Linked DNA regions of Homo sapiens: all the other regions are linked to region 1. Evidence: chromatin loops called from intact Hi-C (ENCODE). Cell type or tissue: PC-3. All regions are shown on one strand. Region 1 has its middle 97 kb from the start of SPANXA2-OT1. Region 2 has its middle 33 kb from the start of SPANXA2-OT1. Region 3 has its middle 21 kb from the start of SPANXC.

Region 1 (8,000 bases):
TTGTCTGTCAGTTCCTATATCATTTGTTGGGATTCGTGGCATCCTTGGATTGGGTTTCAATGTACTCCTGCATCTCAATGATCTTTGTTCCTATCCACATTCTTAATTCTATTTCTGTCATTTCAACCATCTCAGTCCAGTTCAGAACACTTACCGAAAAGGTAGCACAGTCGTTTGGAGGAAAGAAGGCACTCTGGGTTTTTGAGTTGTCAGAGGTCTGACACTGCTTGTTTCTCATCTTTGTTGGCTGGTGTTCCTTCAGTCTTTGAAGTTACTGTCCTTTGGGAGGGCTTTTTTTTTGTTTGTTTTATCTTGTTTGATGACCTTGAGGGTTTGATGGTGGTATAAAGTGGTTTATTAGTCAGGGTTCTCTAGAGGGACAGAACTAATGGTATATATATATATATATATGTATGTATGTGTGTGTGTATATATATATGTGTATATATATATATGTATATATATATGTGTATATATATATATGTATATATATATGTGTATATATATATGTATATATATATGTGTATATATATATGTATATATATGTGTGTATATATATGTATATATATATGTGTATATATATATGTATATATATATATGTATATATATATATGTATATATATATATATGTATATATATATATATATATATATGTATATAAAGGGGAGTTTATTAAATATTAACTCACACAATCAAGGTCCCATAATAGGCCATTTGCAGACTGAGGAGCAAGGAGAGCCAGTCTGAGTTCCAAAACTGAAGAACTTGGAGTCTGATGTTCGAGGGCAAGAAGCATCCACACCAGAGAAAGATGTAGGCTGGGAAGCTAAGCCAGTCTCTCTTTTCACATTTTTCTGCCTGCTTATATTCTAGCCACACTGACAGTTGATTAGATTGTGCCCTCCCAGATTAAGGGTGGATCTACCTTTCCCAGCCCATTAACTCAAATGTTAATCTCCTTTGGCAACACCCTCACAGATGCATCCAGGATCAATATTTTGTATCCTTCAATCCAATCAAATTGACACTCAGTTTTAACTATCACAGGTGGGTTCAGTTAACTATCTTCATTTTTGGAAAATTTTAGGGGCCAAGGCTCAGTTCTCAACTTTTGTACTGCGTGCTCCAACTCTGAGGGACTTGTATCAGACCCCAGTGTTATTCTCTGGCTTCTTGAGGTTATCAACCCACTGCACTAGGGGACCAAAATGCTTTTGGACCAGTGGTCACTACACTCTGATGGTTGGTGCCAGCCAAAGCGTTTCTTAGGGCAATGGTAGCGGGATCTTTTCTCATTTGCACATCCGAGCAGCAGTGGCAGTGACAGTATGAAGGGGTGCATGTAAGCAACAACATGGACGGGTGCATGCTAACTGGCTGCAGCAGGGTGTTAGTGGGTGCCAGGGTGCCTATCTTCTTGTGGGCATTCACAGCAGTGGCAGAGGCCGCACAGCTGGTATAGGGGGAGTAGGAGGGGGGCCTGTTGGTGGTTGTGCATGCTGTCACACTTGTGGTGTTAGCACAGGGGCAGAGCATTGGTGGGCACAGGTCTGTGTGCACCCTCTGGCTGCTCAGGGTTGTGGAGGGCTTGCTGTTCTGCATGCCTACTTTCACTCCAGCAGCAGTGTTGGCACAGGGGCAGGGCGCTGATGGGGGCAGGGCTAGCAGCATCTGTGCCTGTCAAAACTCTGAATGAAATGGTGATAAGGCAGGGGAGTGGGGGCAGAGTGCACTCCCACCAGCAGCAGAAGCAGGGCAGGTTGTGCATACAAACGTTCACTGGCAGGGCAGGTAAGGCAAAATCCACTCACAGACACACGTGCTGACAGATATGAAGGGCAGCCATAGGCCTGGGGAAGCTACAGTGGTGGGAGGGAGTAGGCAGGATGGTGCCTGGCCATGGGGGCTGCCCCACCGAAGCTTCCATCCATCAGACACAGTCCACTAGTGCAGGAGCTATGATGCGGTGCCTTGGGGCACCCAACGCTGCATTGCAAGCAAGTACAACCAGGATGGGGTCCTGAGAGAGGCCAGCAGACCAAGGAGTGCTCAGGTTGGACCAGCCCCATTTGATGGGCAAGACTGCCCTGCAGAGTTCAGGTCTGACAGCTCCCCTAAGGCTAAAGTCTCCTATGGGAGCAAGTCAAGGCTGAAAGGATGGGCATCCGTGGCTGTGCTCCACTACAGACACTCCCAAACCAAACCCTCTGGGCTCCGCATAGGCTGGTGTACTCACCTTAGCACTTCTGGAAGAAGCTCTCCCTGCCAACTCAAGTGTCCATGGTGGTCTAGGGATTTCCTCCTGCCAGGATTCCAGAGGCCCAGGTTGCTCCTTGCCAGTTCAACTCACTCATTTGTACCATTCGGGACCGGGAATGAGTCCCAGGGTACAGTAGCCCCGTGCAGAGTTCCCAGCTTCCTCTCTCTTTTCAGCCCATCTTCTGTGCCTTCCCTCCATCCACTTCAGTGCCTTCCTTCTGAAGATCTGTTAGGAGTGCATCAGTCATCTTGATCCCTCAGTGGCAGCTATACCATATGGCTGCATGTAGTCAACTATCTTCGAATCTTCAACTGAATCTTCTTATTTTGTTGATAAAACTTGTATAGGTCTCAGGCCTATGAATTGATGCAGATTTTCTTGACTCCTATATAATAATGGTAATAAATTAGACAATTAAAATTTTTTCCTCCCCTTTTAATTATAGTGTTCTATTCAGTTATCACTGTGTTTTCTAACACTGTAATCCAGTAGTATGCTTAAACTAAAATTCTTTGTTATGTTTATATGTCCATTCAAAAATACTTTATGATCACCTGTTGGGTGGCTGGCACAAATACTTATAGGATATATGAGTAAACAAAACAGATACAATTCCTGCTTTCATAAGGTTCAATTTTCTTAGATCCCTACATGCTAACCCTCCTGAACAATATAAGAAGGGCAGAATTATAAAGCCCTTTTCTATGATTTGAATGTATGTGTCTAAGTAACTTATGTGGCCATAACAGAATACCTGATACTTGGTAGTTTATAAAGAACATAAATGCATTTCTTACAGTTCTGGAGGCTGTTAAGTCCAAGATCAAGGCACAATTATCTAGTGTCCAGTAAGTGTTCAGTCCCTGCTTCCAAGACAACACCTTGATAGTGTGTCCTCAGGAGGGGAAAAACAGTGTGTCCTCACAGAGCAGAAGGCAGAAAGGCAAAAAAAGACAAACTCCCCTCAATCAAGCCCTTTTGTCACAGTATTAATCCATTCATCGGAGCAGAGTTATCAAGACCTAAATACGTCCCAAAAGGCCCCACCTACCAAAACTGTTGCACTGGGGATTTAATTTCCAACGTATAAATTTGGATGGATACATTTAGACCATAGCAGTGTCCTTCCAAAATTTATATGTTGGAACTTTATACCCACTGTGATAATATTAAGAGGTGGAGCCGTTGGGAAAGTGATTAAGTCATGAGTGTTCATGAATAGGATAAGTGATCTTATAAAATATGTTGAAAGGGGCACCCTAGTCCTTTTTTTCCCTTTTGTCCCATCCACCATGTGAGGACACAGTGTTTATTCCCTCCAGAGGATTCAGCAACAAAGCACCATCGTGGAAACAGAGAGTGAGCCCTTACCAGACAATGAATCTGCTAGTGCTTTGATCTTAGATTTCTCAATCTCTATAACTGTGAGGTATAAGTTTCTATTATTTATAAATTGCTTGGACTAAGGTATTTTGTTATAGCAGCAGGAATGGACTAAGACATTTTTCAATAAAATTATTACAATGAGAAAAAACATGGAAACTATTGATGATAAATTAACCTAAAGCAGCAGAATGGAAAATAACTTCTGTACTTAATAATGTAATGCATATAATAATAATATCTACCATTAGAGGAGCACACATAAATAAATAACAGCTATAATTTATTGAGGTCTCTAATAGCACCATGTACTTTATCTGATTGAATTCCTATCTCAAACATGTAATGTAATTACAATTATTACTGAAGCTCACTGGTTAAGGCAAGGATGGGAAGAGAAGAAGAGCGGAACTCTCTCAAAGGCACAGAGATAGTAAATGGCAAAGCCAGGACTCCAAACCTATTGCTTATCTTACCTCACTAAAACAATGTCAGTCAAATACAAGGATGAATAATACATCAAAAGCATTTTCCACTCTCCAGGAGCTCATGAGTCACCCAAAGTTGTAGACAACTAAAAACAATAACATTTACTATGCACTTACTATCACCTCAGTGCTGTGCTAAACCATTTAAAAATACTTTATTTCACTTAATCTTTACAATGAGACTATAAAATAAGTACTGTTAGTATCTCTGTTTTAAAGATAAGGGAACCAAGGGAAACTTGCCTAAGGTCACACAGCTAATAAGGAAGCTGGGACAAGGATTGAGACATACAAAAAACAACATTTTTTTGTACATTAAGGTAAACAGATTATTGGTGAGATTCCTTTGGAAAACTGCCTGTAATAACTTGCTTTCATCCTTTTTCCAGCAGAAAACACAGCACTGAAGCAGATTATATTTTCATGAGTCATTTTCTACTTATGCTACTGAGAGATTTATTTGTTCCATAAACATTAGCTACCATCCTCAATCCAGTGGTATGCAATATTGTGTAAGTGCAGCTCTCCCACACCTGCAGAGGAGTGACCTCAGGGAGCAAACAGAGGTTGCCTCAGCAGTCTCTCTTTCTCTCTCTCTCTCTATTTCATAGACCTATGATCCTGTTCTCAGCAACACTTAAAGTAGCTCTTCTCCTGTGCTTTAATGAAAGCTTGCTCTGACACTGCTATTGATAAGGGGTATTTGATGTCACTTTGGAACGAGTGGACATGTGTATAAGTATATATTTACAGGAAATTAATCCATCCTCTGGTCATGGAAGTTGGAAGAACATAAAAGCATGTAAGCAGCCTGAGATGGTTGACTCACAAGGAAATGACTAAGAGTCACCAAAATGCTATGACTTGGACACCTAAACTATCTAGCATGAGGATATACGCTCTCTTAGAGACTATAAAACTCCACTATGTATTTTATGAGCAGGATTGTGGAAGCTTCTAAATATGGCTACATTAGAAATATTTCAGGGAATGTAAAAAGTTGCCTTTTAAATCATGATTATATAACAATTATTTAGAATGATTAAATTCTGATTTTCCTTGAAAAAATATAAAAGCTAAAATGTATACATCTATGATGAGCTGTTATGTGGAGCAAATAGAAAAGGATAAAATAGAGTAGTTCAAAAGGACTTAGAAATAAAGAAACTAAACCAGAAAGAGTAAAATGGAATTTACTGAGATAGTGGCACAGTTAAAACTGGATGCCCTTTTTACAATAATGTATGTAGAAATACATTCTACAATGCCCCTCCCCAAATTCCAAACCAGAATCATTAACTTGAAAGTCACTCTCAACAATAATTAAGACTCTATGGTTTAAACAATTAATTTGGGCAATGGTAGTTGAAATGGAAACATAATTCATCTGTTTGCTAAGTGTTATGCATTTCCCTGAAAACTGAATCAAATTCTAGCTATCTACATTATAAAATGTAGAATGGTAGAGCTTAGAGAGCGTCATCTGAAATTTTCAGGCTTTACATGAGGAAGCAGAGTTTCCACATAGGGGTTCACTGATTAGTCCTAGGGCACACGATAAGTAAGCACAACTGGAGCTAGTACCCAGAACTCCAAGTCCAGCACTCTTCTTTTTATTAGCTGTAATTTAGGTTTCTTTAGATTTTGTAAAATGGGATCAGAAAAGTATGTTCCTTGAAAACATTTTGAAGGAGGGAGGCTCAGTTTGGTCTTGGCTTCCCACAGCATTTTCATTTTGTTCGCAAGCTCAGAAGTGCTGCACTCCACACAGTCCAATCCTTCTGGGCAATGTTGCATATTCCAGACCTTTGTCATTCCACTCCTTAAGGTTGCCACAGATTTTAATGAAAAAAAAAAAAAACTTCAATAGTGGAATTTCAGGCCTTAGAAAAGAGCTTGGAAAAGAAGTGAATGTATATCCTCGAATCACAAATGGTTTCATGTACTAATCTTGTACTTCTGTGACATACCCATCTCTGACTACAATTTTTTTCACAATTTTATCTTAGTATTTTCCATAGACAGTAATGCAAGCCCTCAATACAGAGTCCCAGATTAGCTCGCCAATGAACATTTGCAGCAAGGCTATTTTGGACAACTTAATGACCCAATGGCTCAGTAATCAAATCAATTGCTCAGCACCTGACCTTTAACTAGATAAAAATCTATAACTCTGACAAATCACTCGTCTCACTGTCTTCTTTACAAAATAATAAGAAAAAAAGACCAGAGCATGAGCCACTATGAGATACCAGAACAAACTCCCTTATAATTTAATATAATATAGAATCACTTTTTCTCTCTCATAAATGGATCAGTACACCTACGGATTCAGTTCTGGTCAAGCAACTACAACTGCACAAAGAAGCCTAAGACTTCTGTCTTTTTATATAAAATATAGCTTACTGAAAAAGTGTCACAGAATATGGATTAATCACACTCTCTGCTCCAGTAATAGTGTATGCCTATATTACGACTTTACAGAACAATAATTTTCTTTATCCCAAAAATCTAAAGAGAGAAAAATGGCTCATGTCACTAAAACATATTGCCATGAAGTATTTTCTGTCACATAAGTGAGTGGAACTCTTTCTGGTTTTTACAAGGCTGCCATTTAATGGTATTTTTTTTAAAAATAATAATAATAAGTCATAGCCATGCAGGTATTCAATGTTCAGTGTATTTTTTTCTACTGTGCATGATAATGGCCTTTCCTTAAAGCTCTTTGATAGGATTGGTCAATATAAGCCCTGAAACCAATAGAAACAGCTCACAGACAACATTCTAATTAGCAAAGGGGCCTATGTGACCCTCAAAGTATCCCTGTTTCTCTTGGCACAGCCTAAAAATCAATATGCATTTTCCTACAGAGACACACAAATGCCATTTAAAAAAAAAACTCTTTTCTCTCTTTCTCTGAAAGTAACCTGAGCTGTGAGAATTGTTATTCTTACTCTGAAAACTATCACCATTGTTTGCTTAGAGGTTCTGTGATACAGTGAACATATATAGGCTTGGAATCACACAGATCTGAGTAGAAATACTAGGTCCTCTACTGGCTAGCTGCATAATTTGGAGGCAGGTCATTTTACCTCTGTAAGCTTCAGTTTTCTCTTCCCAACATAAAGTAGGTATGTGTAAATCAGCACAACCGATTTACTGAAGGGAGAACTCTGCTTCAGTTCCCATTCATGTTCTATATTTGGAGAGAGAAAATGAAATAATTCATCTTATATCAATTCTGAATGAGGCCCAAGTTTTTTATTTATTAATTAGCATTTGAGATGTCAACAGATGTGCTCTACATATGAGTGAAAAATAGCTCTCATAGTTTATCTTCTTGATGCTCTCCAACTGCCAGGCACAGCAGTCTCTAGAATATTGAACAAGTTAATGGAGGTGCCGCAGTGATGCACTGTTGTAGTTAGGAGCAGAACATTAGGCACGGAGTTCTTTAAGTATTTAGTTGTAGGCATATATCCTCAATCCTAATGAAAAAGAATAAAATTTCTCAGTATCTCATTGCAACAGTTAATAGAATTAAATACCCCAAACCAACACTGTAAAGTTGAGGGAACAATGCATCACATAAAAACAAGGGAATGTAATATTTTATTATCTGTTGCCCAACCAATATGCCTCTTTCCATTGTAATTAAACTTTTGGTTTGAATGAGTTTTTTTTCTTTTGTAATAATTTAGTACATTTGCATGTGCATAATAAGTATAAAATTACAATTATTATCATGTAATGCATTTAATGTTCAGTCAATCGTATTATCTTCTGGTCTAAAACCTTAATATCTATTGAATTGAGAGTCCTGAACACAGAGTCCCAGATTAGCTCACCAATGAACAGAAAAAAAAAAA
Region 2 (8,000 bases), 64 kb after region 1:
CTTTCCTTAGCTGCATCCAGTCTACTAATATGCCCATCACAGGCATTCTTCATTTCTGTTGCAGTGTCTTTGATCTCTAGCATTTCTTTTAAATGCTATCTCAGAATTTCCATCTCTTTGCTTACATTATCTATCTGTTCTTGCATGTTGTCTACTTTTTCCATTAAAGCTCTTAGTACAATAATACGTATTTTCAAAAAAATTCCTCGTCTGATAATGCCACCATTCCTGATATATTTGAATTTTGTTCTGATGTTTGTTCAATCTCTTCAAACTTTGTTTTGCCAGTAATGTCCTTGTAATATTTTGTTGAAGGATGAACATCGTACATTGGGTGAGAGAAACTGCAATGAAGAGGCCCTGAATGATGTAGTGGTATGTGTTTGAAGGTGGCATGTGAAGTGTTCTATAGCTTTATGATTAGCTTTGTCTTTTTTTTTTTTTTTTTTTTTTGAGAAGGAGTCTCACTCTGTCACCAGGCTGGAGTGCAATGGGGTGATCTCGGCTCACTGCAACCTCCACCTCCTGGGTTCAAACGATTCTCCTGCCTCAGCCTCCCAAGTAGCTAGGACTACAGGCGCACGCCACCATGCCTGGCTAATTTTTTGGTATTTTTGGTAGAGACAGGGTTTCACCATGTTAGCCAGGATGGTCTCGATCTCCTGACCTCGTGATCCACCCGCCTCAGCCTCCCAAAGTTCTGGGATTATAGGTGTGAGCCACCGCGCCGGGTGATTAGCTTTGTCTTTTGGTGAACCTGTGCCCCTAAACTGTGAACTTAGCCAATACTTCTCAGCTTCTTCCCCCTTGGATAGGACAGAATGTTTATAGTGGTGAGAGTTGAGCATCTCCCTTTCCTCACATGAAAGGCTACAGGGAGCTGGAATTGGGTATTTTCCTTCCCACAAGTAGGTTCTGAAATAGTCCCAGCAGGTTAGACTCTTGTAAAATACTGTAGTTTCTCCTAAGGACATGTCTTCTGAAGAAGAACAAAATGCTTTGGTGTATTTCAGAATGTTTACTTTTCTAAAGCATGAGGGGACTTTCTGATGCTCATTATGAAGACCCAATAGAGCTCCAAAAGGTAAAAACTCACAAAATGTAAGTGCAGCCATATAACAGAAGTTTTTAACTTTCAGAGTTGTCCACTCTGAGCCTCCAGCGTTTCACCAATTACAGTTTACGTTTTCTTACTATGGCATTGGTTCTTGTGGAGGTTTCTGCTTTGGGGTTTCTGCTCTAGTAAGCTGTGATTCCCTTTGTCTGCCTGTTTCTGTCTCCAATTTTGGGGGCAGCAATTTACTCTGTGACCTCACTTCTTTGATGAATCTATAGCCTAAGAATAGTTGTTGATTTTCCCTTTTGTTCAGCTCTTCACATGTTGATAGGAAGGAGCAACAACTTCCAAGCACCTTACATGTTGGACCAGACACCAGAAGTGGTAGAAATTAAAATGAACAGAATAATGTTAAGGACATATCCAAGGTTATACACCTAAGAAGTAATGAATCCAGACTCAAAACTAATGTCAGAGCCCACTGTCAACCACTGCCCTAAGCTGATCTCAGACCACTCTGCTATACTTAAAAAGCGTATATTGGTTATATGTGGGCTCTAGAGCTAGACTCTTTAGGTATGAATCCAGTTCCATCACTTTTATTAGTTGTATGACTTTTTGCCTAAGTCTGTTGTAGGGATTAAGTGAGTTGGTTTCTGAAATGCACTTACAACAACAGTGACTAGAAGTGAGAAAGCGCTTACTAAATGGTGGCAGCTTTTGGTACTGCATGGAAGAGCCAGCATTCTTATCCCTCCAATACATGAAAAATGCACAGGTGTGGTATGGTGAATTTGTAGCATCTCTTCTGGAAATTCGGGCGGAAGAGATTTCCAAAGCATCTGTTTTCTTGAAATGCTGCACCCTATATAGTTTCTTGCTCTTCAAAGTCTGGTACATTAAACCAACAACATTGGCATCTCCTGGGAGCTAATAAAAAAATGAAAATTCTCAAGTCCCATCCCAGACCATTTGAATCAGAATCTGCATTTTAACAGGATTCCCAGGTGATTAATTGGTGCATTTTAGTTTAAGACTCTGATATAGCATAGTGGTTAAGAGCACAGGCTTTGAATTCAGACTCATTTGCATCAGAAGCGAAGTTCTGTCAATTATAAGCTCTGTAATCTTTGAGCAGTTTTCTTAACTATCTGTGCCTAATTTCCTCATCTATAAAATTGGAATAATAATAATACCTCTCTCACAGGGCTGTTGAGAAGATAGACACACAGTAGGTGCTCAGAAAACAAATGTTATAGCTACATTGCTACCATTATCATCAAAGTGTCAAGGCTGAAACAGGCCAGGTGAAAAGCTATCCCCATGAAGTCAGTATATAGGGGAAAGAGGGCACTTGAGGATGGCTCAAGTCTGGAGGGTCACAGCCTGGATACTTTATTCAACTACAGTGGAGAGCAGGGTATTATCACAAGGAATGCTTAGATCACATGTGAAACAAAAAGGGCATAAAGTTGAAATTGTGAGGCAAAGACATCAGGACAAGAACAAGTTGAAGATTAGAAGGAAGGACAAGGAGAGAACTAAGCAGGAAGAGTGACTGCTGGTTCAGAGAGAAAACCTAGTCTCCAGCACTGGTACAACCAAGTGGTATGATTGTGTTCTGATGCACTTGGATCACATGGCCAGAATAATAAAGGGAGCTCCTTAAAGGTACTGGAGGGGCTCCGCCAGCACCGCTCCCCACCCCCCAAAAAAACACACACCTGGTTTAGAATACCCCCAAGGACATCGATCCATCTCATCTACTGTATCCTTAATGCATCCCAGGAACAATTAACTAAAGCGGGGTTTCACTGGGTGCAAGAGGAGGAATTCATTCCCTATTTCCATACATTTACTCTTTCATTACTGCTTTGGAGTGCATGAAACTTGACCATGATTAAACAGAAACACTTTTTTGAGTATGCAATCCAAGGAGCTATTTTTCCCCAACCTACTGGGCTGAAAAATATTTATTCTTCCTGAAGGATGGAATGGTAGCCTCCGTGGTTTGGCTTCTTGCAATAACACTCCCTAAGGGTTAATGTGCTATTAATATGGCAAAAAAGGAAGAAACCCCTTTAAATAGCAGCTTATGCTTCTTTTTGATTTCTCTCCTGCAAAAGTTGATTTACTGTGTGTTTCTTCCATCTGGCAGGAAGCTAATCTGAATATGAATCAATCCTTGCAAAAATAACTGCAGGAAATTTTAGACATTCATAACTTTCCAAAGTTTTTTTTTTTCTTTAACAATAGCATTTTTGTCATTCTTTCAGTTGTGCAAAGTTTTTCAATTGAAATGAAGTATGACTATTTAAGGAATTCTGCCACCTCATCCTGAATGCCTCCTTTACTGTTATAGATTCACATTGCTCATCTTCTAGATATTTGCACATAAATGAATAATTGCTGTTATCCCAAAAAGTTTTAATCATGAGGGGAAAACAGATTAATGTGATGTTCCCAACTAGAAAAGCAACATAGCAAAAAAAGATAATTCTCAAATATCTAATTCTTCTTTCCTTGTAGTATATTTTGTAATAATGATGTTTTCTTCTAACACTGCTTGTACCAATTACTATTTCTGGAGCTGCTAAACAAAATGGGACAAGAAAAAGCTATCTTATAAATCTAGACTGGAGTCTTTAACAAGTAACTTGGCATTTTCAAAATCATTGCTTCTCAACCGTTGCCACATCGTAGCATACCTTAAAAATAATGTTTGTACAGCATACTGAGGTAAATAGATGAGGCTGCTTGGGCAGGAAATGACTGGCCCAGGGACTCCAGCTGCCTCAGGTCCCATCAAACCATCTCAACGCTTGGGGAATAAATATTTCATTACACCCACAGCCATTTTCACTAAGCACACAAGCTCTGCTCATGATGACCCTGTTCCTCTGAACTTAGAATTGGTGAAGGAACGGGCCAGGTGTGGTGGCTCACACCTGTAATCCCAGCACTTTGGGAGGCTGAGGCGCGCAGATCATGAGGTCAGGATTTTGAGACCAGCCTGACCAACATGGTGAAACCCTGTCTCTACTAAAAATACAAAAATTAGCTGGGCGTGTGGCACGCGCCTGTAATCCCAGTTACTCAGGAGGCTGAGGCAGGAGAATTGCTTAAACCTGGGAGGTGGAGGTTGTAGTGAACCGAGATCGTGCCACTGCACTCCAGCCTGGGCAACAGAGACTCTGTCTCAAAAAAAAAAAAAAAAAGAAAGAAAGAATTGGTCAAGGAAAATGTTTTCCATTAGAAAATTGAAGTCACATCATCCAGACTAATGGATGAGTGTCTTTGGCAGAATTTCCAGACAAAGGCTATATGGCCAAGTCACTCCACTTTATACTGACTTGTCAAGTATGACTGGCTAGCCCAGCACTTTCCAAACTGTGTTTCATAGAATGCTAGTATTCCACGAGATATTATTAGACACTAAAGAAATTTCCCTTCTGTAGTCAAATAATTTTGAGATTTAGTGGGTTAAACGTATTTCATTACTATAAGAGTTTCTGAACTCTTTCACATCCTAATGTGATTTGTGAATTTCCAAAAAAATAAGATAGAGCTGATTGGCAACATATGGTTGTGCAAGTTGTGCACTGTACAACTCTAGAGGTAAATATTCACATTGTAGCTTATTATACGACACTCATTTATGTAGTGTACAACCTCTACATGGCAGGACTAGAATATAGCATGCAATATTTTCCATATATTCGACCATGGGACGTTGTCCAGAATACTTGTTAATGTCTACTAGAGCACATTTGGTTCTACGTGAACTCCACCGATGATCTTGTTCATTTTGCTACCTTTCCAGCATTCTATGTTCTAAGTAACTCGACTCCTTTTTCCCAAACAGATTGTGCTTTCTCTCACCCCTGTGAGGAAAGAACACGGTCTTTCATGTGACCCCAGCCTGAGTTCAATACCAGATCTGCCACTTATTTACCAGCTCTGGGCCTTGGTGCTATCTGCAAAATAGAAAGAGTATCATGCACATTACAGGGTGCTTGTGTGGATTAAATGAGCAAGCAAATGTAAAGGCCCAGTACAGACCCAGACACAGAGTAATACATGTTGATTGTCCCTTATCTTAAATGCTTGGGACCAGAAGTGTTTCAATTTTTTGATTTTTTTGGATTTTGGAATATTTCCATTATATTTACCAGTCAAGCATACCTAATGCAAATATCTGAAATCCAAAAAGCATTTTCTTTGAGCACCATGCTGGTACTCAAAAAGTTTCAGATTTTGGAATGTTACAGAGTTGGTGTGTTCAACCTGTATACAACAAATATTCCTCTTCACCGTCAGTGCTTTTGCTGAAATTCCCACTGCCTGCAATGCCTTTCTGTGCTCAGTCTGTCCTTGAAGGAATATCTCATTTACAAAGCCTTCCTGGTGCAGCTACTCCCTTCTTCAAACCTCTGTAGCACTTTGTAGTTCATTCAAAGGTATATTCTAGCACATTATTTCTGATAGAATAATTTTGACCAATTTCTCATCTCCCTTGCTTGAGTATGAAATCTTGAGGGCCGCAGCATTGTCTTGTTCACCTTTGATCCTCAACGGAACCTGGGATATCTTAGGTACTCAGTAGATGTTTGTATAATCTAGTGAAATAAAAATCATAAAGTAGCTGGCAGGTAGCCACAATATTTTTCACTGAAGAGGTGATGATAATAGCTCTTCTGGGCTGACTGGGTGCACATTATAGTCTGGGCAAAAATTTGTCTACTGGTTTGCATAGACAGACACAGCAAATCATAAAGATACATTTTGCATAGCACGAAGAAGACATAGAGGTTTAAATTGCATGAATGTGCTGTATAATTAACATCTTCTATGGAATAAAGGCCTTGAAGCATAGAGTTGATGATTAATCTCATAATTGATTAAAAATTCAAAAATAAGGCAAATACTTTAGAACAGAGTCCCAGACTCAAAGATCGATATACATAAAATCCCTTTTCCTTAAGTTATCTTCAACTGCTAACCTATACTAAACACTAAGCTAAGCCTCTTTAGAAATTTCTATTAAGATGATGCATTTGCTTACATTACAATATCTACTGTTCTGAGTATATGTAGACAGCCCATTTTTACATCAATAAAATATGAATTATCTATACCCAGCGTTATATTTTATTCAGGTTCTCATGCTAAAGTATTTTTAAATGAGATATATATGTCCAAAATAAGTTGCACATTAGCTTTTCAAGTAAGAATTTTGTTATGAAGATTTAAGGTAAATGCAAACAATCTTGTAAAGTGGGGCTACATTCATCAACAGGAATTAGATACTTTAGGAAGAAAATTCAAGATCAAGAACATCTTTTTAAATAATGTCAAAGGGACTTTTTACAAAAATCACCTAGTTAAGACATACAGTTCTATTTCTTAACAAGTGTTTTGGCCCTTGACACCTTATTTGAAGAGTGATTTATCAGAAAACTACAAAATTATGATGGTTGAAGGTGTTGATAACTTCCATAACAACTGATTAGTTTCTATAACAGCATGATATCAAAATGCCCCCATACAACGTGTCAATAATAATAATGTGTAAGCATATGAATTGTTTTAATTTACAAATCCAGAGAGTTGCAGGCTTTATTCAATAATTTAACACTTACATTTCAAAATATATATACTGTGTGGACACAACCCTTAAAGCAAGCAAACAATTGATTATTAAAGTAGTCGTTTCAGGACAAATAAAGAAAGATGCTATTGTAATTGTTGCTGGTTTATTTTTTATTTTTTTATTTTTTTATTTTGAAATGGAGTTTCACTCTTGTTGCCCAGGCTGGAGTGCAATGGCATGATCTCGGTTCACTGCAACCGCTGCCTCCCGGGTTTAAGTGATTCTCTGGCTCAGCCTCCTGAGTAGCTGGGATTACAGGCCTGCGCCACCACGCCCGGCTAATGTTTTGTATTTTTAGTAGAGGCGGGGTTTCACCGTGTTAGCCCGGATAGTCTCGATCTCCTGACCTCGTGATCTGCCCGCCTCAGCCTCCCAAAGTGCTGGGATTACAGGCATGAGCCACTGCACCCAGCCGTCTGTAGCCGTTTTAATGTTCTTGTCTACTCATTCTATAGGTGCCATTTTCTGGTCTCTTTCTATTGAATGGCTTTTCTGCTCTTATTTCCTTTCCTTCATGCGTGATTGGTAACTTTTTATTTGATGTCAGACAATGTGGATTTTACCTTTTTGATGGTGTTTTTCTTCTCCTAATATTATTTTCACACTTAAATCTGAGATGCTTTAAATTTACTTGGAAAAAAAAAACATTGATTCTTTCAAGGCTTGTTTGTAAACTTCATTAGACAGAACCAGACTAGCTATTAATCTAGGACTATTTTTCTTCCACTACTGTGGCGATACCCTCTGACGAACCTACCTAATATCATGTGAAATACAAGGCTTTTCACTCTGACTTGTGGGAACAAGAAATGTTTGAGCTCTAAGAATTGTTTTTTTCTGCTGTTTACAGATAGTTGCTTCTCCAGCTTCAGTTAGTTTCCTCATATTCATGCACTGATTCATGCTCAACTAAAGCTGAGAAGGACCTTCAACAAATCGCTGCAGTTGTCTTATTTTTTGTGCAGCTTTCTTTTCTCTTGTATTCTTCCCTGAAATTTGTAGCTGTATTTCCCTTTTTGGACTCCTAGCTCTGTCTTCTCAACTTAGGGAGGCCACTGGATTCCATTTAGGTTCTCCATTTCTTTTTATTTTATTTATTTACTTATTTGTTTATTTTGAGATGGAGTCTTGCTCTGTCGCCCAGGCTGGAGTGCAGTGGCCAGATCTCAGCTCACTGCAACCTCCGTCTCCAGGGTTCAAGCAATTCTCCTGCCTCAGCCTCCTGAGTAGCTGGGACTACAGGCGTGTGCCCCCACACCTGGCTAATTTTTGGATTTTTAGGGGAGACAG
Region 3 (8,000 bases), 180 kb before region 1:
TGGCTCACACCTGTAATCCGAGCACATTGGGAGGCCGAGGCAAGTGGATCATCTGAGGTGGGGAGTTCGAGACCATCCTGGCCAACATGGCGAAACCCCCTCTCTACTAAAAATACAAAAATTAGCTAGGCGTGGTGGCATGTGCCTGTAATCCCAGTTACCTCAGAGGCTGAGGCAGGAGAATTGCTTGAACCCGGGAGGCAGAGGTTTCAGTGAGCCGAGATTGCGCCACTGCACTCTAGCCTGGGCGACAGAGTGAGATTCTGTCTCAAAAAAAAAAAAAAAAAAAAAAGTAGGAAATACTTCTATTTCGTTTTCTGTGTTGTGAAAACCTAATGTTGAGCTGGTCAAGTGGGAAATTTGTTTTCTGCTGCTTTACTCCTCCTGAAAAATTTGATTTCAATTTCAAAACTGCTCCAAAGTGAAATGGCGCTCAGTAACCACGTATTACTTCCTATCATGGGCTCATCAAAAACACAACTTTCTACTACTGATAACCATTCCCAAAAGAGAAAAGGTATGAAAAGTGTAAGATTTGCAGGTCAGTATGAGAAAAATGTCCAAGTGAGATTTTCACGAGATCTTCCCGTGCCAATAAAAATATCACCTGCAATTCAAGGAACATAACTGGCTCCGTGAGCTGAATCACTTTACCTGGCTAAGTCTCACCTTTCTCAGCTACAAAATGAAGGGGTAGTTCCAGATCAGTGGTTCTCATCCTTGGCTACTGCGCATCGTAACTTTCCAAGATGCTTTTCAATCACACTGAAGCTGGGCCCCAAGAACACTTTGTATGATACGGGGGTCTCTCTTCCTTAAAGGTTTGATAGAACTTGACTAGAAAATTTCCTGGATATGTGCATATATGTTTATGTGTGTGCGTGTTGACATATTTTCACAGGCAGATTTTTATCTACTGATTTAATATATTTACTGGTTATAAGTTTATTCAGGTTTTCAGTGTTTTTATGACACACTTCTGAGAAGTTTTGCTAGGAAATTGTCCATCTTATACATGTTTAAGTGTATACTGGCAGAAAGTTGTTCATAATATTCCTTTATACTTTTACAATTTTATAAGTATATTTGCAGTTACGTTCATACTTTCACTTATAATATTGTTTATTTGGCTCTTTTGTTTACCCTTTTAATCTTTATTTCTAGAGTTTTTATCTATTTGACTTTTTTTAAAAAAACATACATTTTGTATTATTGCTCCTATTATTTCTTTGTTTTTTCTTTACTTCGGTTTTTATATTTACATGCTCCTTTTCTACTTTATTTGCTTTTGTGCTGCTATTCTTTGTTTTAGGTTTTTGTGTAGCACATTTGGCTCCCTCGTTTTAAGCTTTTCATCTTTTCTGATGTATGCAGTTGGGTCTAAACCTTTCCCTGTCATTACTGCTTTGGCTGTGTATCACAACTGTTGATACGAAATGTTTTCATTGTCATTCATTTCAAAATATGATTTAATTTCTATTATGGCTTTCTCTTTGTTCCATAAGTTATTATAAATATATTTTAATCTTTCTAAGTAGCAAGGAATTCGTTTTCTTTTAGCTTTTTATTTCTGTTATTTCATTTCATCTCAAACCATATGGATAGTCCATATGATATTGATTGGTATTTGTTAAGATTTTCTTTGTGGATTAAAATTATTTTTTTTAATTATACCTTAAGTTCTGGGATACATGTGCAGAACGTGCAGGTTGCTGACATAGGTATACACGTGCCATGGTGGTTTGCTGCACCCATCAACCTGTCATCTACATTAGGTATTTCTCCTAATGCTATCCCTCCCCTAGTCCCCCACCCCCTGACAGGCCCCGGTGTGTGATGTTCCCCTTCCTGTGTCCATGTGTTCTCATTGTTCAGCTCCCACTTATGAGTGAGAGCATGCGGTGTTTGGTTTTCTGTTCTTGTGTTAGTTTGCTGAGAATGATGGTTTCCAGCTTCATCCATGTCTGTGCAAAGGACATGAACGCATCCTTTTTTATGGCTGCATAATATTCCATGGTGTTTATGTGCCACAAAAAATGTGGTTAATTTTTTAATAAAGCCCCATTGGTGCTTTAAAAAAAATTTTATTATCTAATTGCTACGTGTGAGATTCTATATGTCCATTAAATAAAGCTTGCTAATTTTGATATACAAATATTTTATAGTCTTTATATATATTACTGATTGATTCATTAGTTTCTGAGCAAGAGATATTAAAATCTTCCACCATGATCATATATTTATGATTTTTCTCTTTATAATTCTAATATTTTTGGTTTTACATGTTTTGATGTTATGTGTTAGGTGCTTATAAATTCCCACTAATATCTCTTTAGTATACATTTTAGCATTATCATATAACTAAAAATGCTCTTTTGTCTAAATTCTGTTTTGCTTAATATTGATATTAATATACCCATGGCACATTAATCCTGATTTGTTTTCTTCCATTCCTTTATCTTAAACGTCTCAAGGTCTTTACATTTTAATCATCTCTCTTATAAACAACATATGGCTACATGTTTTATATGCAATATAAGACCATTGATTTTAACTGACAATTAAGGACATTTACATTTATTGTGATGACAGATATATTTCAATATATTTGTACCATTTTCTTTTTGCATTTCTTTCTAGATTCTCTCTTTGCTTCAGTTTACCTCCCTCCTTTCTTGCATTCTATTTACTAATCTGCTCATCTTTGTTACATTTTCCTCCATTAGCATATAAATAATACATTTCATCCATTTCTGTTTTCCTTTTTTTCACATTTTATTTCTAATGTTTTAGTCATCAATTTTGAGATTTTAAAGAAGTGACTTAAACTCTAAACTTATCAGTGCCTCTACTCCCCTTTTGCACAATAAAGTTCTTAGATCACTTTTTACAGAGATCATCCTCTTCCCTTCTTAGATGTCTAGTATTTTAATTCCATTTCATTTTATGCCCATCTAAAGTTAAGCTACAGTTATTGTTTTATGTAGCTCATGCTTAAATTACCCACGTATTTATCAGCTTCTTTTTCACCATTGCTTGTTACATCTCAGTCCTTCCTCTGAGTGTAATTTTTATTTTTATATAGTAGTTCCATTAACATTATAGCAAAATCTATAATCTGGTGACCTCTCAGTCTTTCTTTATCTGAATGTATGTTCATTTTTACATTATAATCAGTCAGTTACAGATTGCTAGGTTTGCAATTACTTTCTTCCATTGCCTGAAGTAATGATTTCATTGTCTTTTGGCTTCTTTTACTGCTTTTGAGAAACTTACACCCATGTAATGGTATATTACTTCTTGTTAGGTGAACTTCTCCCTCCCTTGGTAGCTCTTAGGATTGTTCCCCAAATGGAGATATACCTAATGTTAAATGACGAGTTACTGGGTGCAGCACACCAACATGGCACATGTATACATATGTAACTAACCTGCACATTGTGCACATGTACCCTAAAACTTAAAGTATAATAAAAAAAAAAAGAAAGGATTGTTCCCCTGTTGTTGGTCTGCGGTTTCACTATTATATGTCTATGAGTAGTTTCAGGAAGCTGTGAGTCATCTGGACTGGAGGCAAATTCTTTCAGGATGATTTCATGTTTGCCAATGTCCAGGGATAAAGGCAGTTTATTTCCAATTTTATGCCAATTTCTTGGCTTGAGGTTTCCTGCATCACACAGGTGGAGTGTAGTTTCATATCCACATGTGGCACAGACCTAGAGCTTTGAATTTTTAGAAGAGATATTTTCACGGTTTTTTCCTACCCAGAGACATGAAAACACAAAATTTCTCACTTGTCGTATCCCTGGATTGTTAGGAATCTTAATTTGTCATTTCTTTTATTCCCCCATACCTCATCATTTAGCCAAAGATGCAGACCTTCAAGGTTCCTGTCTTTAAGCCAGGATTTTACTTCAAATTATTTTCCTCCATAAGCCAAAGGCCTAATCTGTTCTCAGATGGATGTCAAAAGCTCCAATTCTTATATTACTGATACCCACAACCCCTTATCATTCTTATCCCTGTAGTAGTTACAGCATTAATATTAACTCACATACTTCTTACTTAGCAGTTTTTTCTTAATTTCGGACACCAGAAATTACGATCTCAACTAAGTACATGAAAGAATTCTTTTTTATATCTAGTTCAGCACTAACTAGGTGTTCATTGCAAGGGTATTTTCAATTCTCTTTATCTGCTGCTTTGCTGCAGAAGACTAATTGTCTATTTTGGGTATCTGTCTTTCAAAGTAGACTCACGCTTCTCCAGGCTAAAACTCGAGTTAAGACTTCATGGAGTGTGGTAGTAGCAGCATTCTAGGCAATAAAAGAGAATGTTCAAAAGCTTGGAATTAAACATCCTATGCTGTTTTCTGGGAACAGTCCAGTGTAGTTTATCTTTTGGTTATGTGAGGGTGCGTAAAGGAAGCTATGACAAGTGCCAATGGTGATGGTCATTTCATGTCATCATAAAGAATTTAGTTTTATTTTCCAACAAAATTGAAGCCATTGGAGAGTTTAAACAGTGGAATGTCATAATCAGATTTGTGTTCCAGGCCAATGGCTCCAATTGCTCAGGCTGATATGAGTATAAGTAAAAGTGGATGTGGGAAACCAATGAGACAACCACAAGAGTTCAGGAAAGAGTGCATTTTAATCAGGCTATTTTCAGGAACACAATTTCATCTCTAGGTTTCTGGAGACCAGAGAAGACACTTTACAGACGCATACACACATTTGTACACACATACCCTGCTGCCATCACACCAAACTTTAAATAAACTTGGTATGTTTCTGCAGTCAATAAGTGATTAATTATTGCTTAATTGACTCAGCAAGCCAGCTACTATTCCATAGCCTCACCTGAGCTACAACATCAAGCTGTATGAATCATATTTATCTTTCCAATGTCATGAAAATAAAATGAAGTTTAAAATAAATAAAAGAAAATGAAATTCGTGACCCTACCTAAGCCAGAAAAGCAGCTGTATGCTTATCTGTGGGAATGACGATTGTTTCATTCTGGAGATGTCAGCTCAGCTGTGTAGCTTTTCTGGCACATTATATCACTAAACCAATTGCTTGTATGGTCAGTTAGCCCCTTCTATCAGTGACTTGACAAGGGTTCCAGCATTCTCCCTCCCATCAGTTTACTACAAGAACTAAAACAAAACAAAACAAAAACAAAACAAAACAAAAACCAAAGCAAAAACATCCTTCTTTACATGAAAACTCATTGTCTTCCCAAAGTTACCCACAATGAATGATTTCTGTAGGAGAGAGGCTCACTGTCAAGATCAGTCTGTTTTCTGAAACTCACTCCCATCTATCCTCTAGTAAATACTTTTCAGCATACACTCAGGCTTACCTGTCTCAACCAATACCCTAGGTTGTCTGATGGCACAGAGATCTAGTGGTGTCTCACTCTTTTAAATTCTTCAAACAGCCACTGAAGACAAGTGGAGTCTACACTGTTTGGTTCACAAATCAAGAAAAGACATGTAAATATACCCAGGTGGACACGACATGACATTTTCTTTCAAATATTCTGCACTCGTGGCCTGCCAAACATTTCAAGAGTATTTCTCTCCCTTATTTGGACAAGGTTCTTCTGCATAAATGAGCTGTGCTAAGAAGCTAATCCATAGAAATAAGAGATTGATAAGGGATTAAGAATGAATAAGCAGGCTACTCATGACACTATCCATATGCTGTTTATTTAACTAAGAATAGTCTGATTTTTTAAATTTTTAATTCTGTTGAGAAGAAAGATACTCTTTCCTTTTATCATCCTTATTTATACCACTCATGATTTCTAAGGTTCATAAATAATTCATCTTTTTTTGATTGAGAATGATGACCTTATTGCTTTTAGATACGGATACTGTGTTAGGAACAGGAAGGTCTTCTTAAGAATACTGCACCAGTCGTGCTGAGCTGTGATTTTCCTGGAAGAAAGAACATGGCACACTCAGCTGGTAATGGCGATTGTGGAGAAAAGTCCAGTACCTGTGGGTCAATCTGTGGCAGTCTCTGTTTTCAGTGGGAGCTGTGGCAATTGAAGTTGCAAATAAGATTGTGTTAAATTTTATAGAATAAGACATTGTTAATGCAATATTTAAATTAACTAATAAACCATAGATTTTATATGCCACATTCAAATGGTGTAATACAGTGCATTTGATAAATTTTCATTATTGCAAAAAAAATGACAGCATATTTATATTTCATAATTTATTTCTCCATGACATATGGGAATTCACAAACGCTAAAAGTAATATATAGTACAGTCATTTAAAGATGGTATCATGCTTCTGACATGTTATATAGAAATTTAAAGAAATTTACATTTAATTTAAACAAGTATGAATTGCTTATTTTTTATTTTTATTTTTTAAATTATGCTTTAAGTTCTGGGATACATGTGCAGAACATGCAGGTTTGTTACATACGTATACACCTGCCATGGTGGTTTGCTGCACCCATCAACCCGTCATCTACATTAGGTATTTCTCCTAATGCTATCCCTCTCCTAGCTCCCAACCCCCAATAGGCCCTGGTGTGTGATGTTCCCCTCCCTTGTCCATATGTTCTCATTGTTCAACTCCCACTTATGAGTGAGAACATGCAGTGGTTGGTTTTGTTCCTGTGTTAGTTTGCTGCAAGTGATGGTTTCCAGCTTCATCCATGTCCCTGCAAAGGACATGAATTCATCCTTTTTTATGGCTGCATAGTATTCCATGGTGTATATGTGCCACATTTTCTTTATCCAGCCTATCATCGATGGGAATTTGGGTTGGTCCCAAGTCTTTGCTATTGTGAATAGTGCCGCAATAAACATATGCGTGCATGTGTCTTTATAGTAGAATGATTTATTGTCCTTTGGGTATATACCCAGTAATGGGATTGCTGAGTCAAATGATATTTCTGGTTCTAGATCCTTAAGGAGTAGCCACACTGTCTTCCACAATGGTTAAACTAATTTACACTCCCACCAACAGTGTAAAAGTGTTCCTATTTCTGCACATCCTCTCCAGCATCTGTTGTTTCCTGACTTTTTAATGATTGCCATTCTAACTGGCATGAGAGGTTATCTAACTGTGGTTTTGATTTCCAATTCTCTAATGACCAGTGATGATGAGCTTTTTTTCATGTTTGTTGGCCGCATAAATATCTTCTTTTGAGAAGTGTCTGTTCATATCCTTTGCCCACTTTTTGATGGGGTTGTTTGTTTTTTTTTCTTGTGAATTTGTTTAAGTTCCTTGTAGATTCTGGATATTAGCCCTTTGTCAGATGGATAGATTGCAAAAATTTTCATCCATTTTGTAGGTTGCCTGTTCACTGATGATAGTTTATTTTGCTATGCAGAAGCTCCTTAGTTTAATTAGATCCCATTTGTCAATTTTGGCTTTTGTTGCCATTGCTTTTGGTGTTTTAGTCATGAAGTCTTTGCCCATGCCTATATCCTGAATGGTATTGCCTAGGTTTTCTTCTAGGGTTTTTATGATTTCAGGTCTTACATTTAAGTCTTTAATCCATCTTGAGTTAATTTTTGTATAAGGTGTAAGGAAGGGATCCAGTTTCAGCTTTCTCCATATGGCTAGCCATTTTTCCCAGCACCATTTATTAAATAGGGAATCCTTTCCCCATTTCTTGTTTTTGTCAGGTTTGTCAAAGATCAGATGGTTGTAGATATGTGGCGTTATTTCTGAGGGCTCTGTTCTGTTCCATTGGTCTATATCTCTGTTTTAGTACCAGTACCATGCTGTTTTGGTTACTGTAGCCTTGTAGTATAGTTTGAAGTCAGGTAGTGTGATGCCTCCAGCTTTGTTCTTTTGACTTAGGATTGACTTGGCGATGCGGGCTCTTTTTTGGTGCCATATGAACTTTAAAGTAGTTTTTCCCAGTTCTGTGAAGAAAGTCATTGGTAGCTTGATGGGGATGGCATTGAATCTGTAAATTACCTTGGGCAGTATGGCCATTTTCACGATATTGATTCTT

Evidence for each region. A loop is a pair of places that touch in the nucleus more often than their neighbours do. Peaks named below come from ENCODE experiments on the same cell type or tissue, not always from the same donor. Only the 100,000 strongest peaks of a DNase experiment are listed, where the experiment ranks them.
Region 2: it touches region 1 in a loop (11-fold over the local background); 3 of 110 quality-filtered maps call a loop at or near these places.
Region 3: a loop joins it to region 1, with 7 times the contacts of the local background. A loop is called at or near these places in 2 of 110 quality-filtered maps.

Annotation. Positions count from the first base shown.
Region 1 is chrX:141,401,453-141,409,452 of GRCh38, forward strand. No RefSeq gene overlaps it. Among named protein-coding and RNA genes, the nearest start is that of SPANXA2-OT1, 97 kb to the right of the region's middle. In PC-3, no CTCF peak of the experiment used is centred here; DNase peaks (open chromatin) are centred at 4,199, 4,559 and 4,959; H3K4me3 peaks cover 718 bases; H3K27ac peaks cover 3,048 bases.
Region 2 is chrX:141,465,878-141,473,877 of GRCh38, forward strand. No RefSeq gene overlaps it. Among named protein-coding and RNA genes, the nearest start is that of SPANXA2-OT1, 33 kb to the right of the region's middle. In PC-3, a CTCF peak has its summit at 1,703; DNase peaks (open chromatin) are centred at 3,354 and 3,794; H3K27ac peaks cover 2,590 bases.
Region 3 is chrX:141,217,236-141,225,235 of GRCh38, forward strand. No RefSeq gene overlaps it. Among named protein-coding and RNA genes, the nearest start is that of SPANXC, 21 kb to the right of the region's middle. In PC-3, no CTCF peak of the experiment used is centred here; a DNase peak (open chromatin) is centred at 3,596; H3K27ac peaks cover 3,271 bases.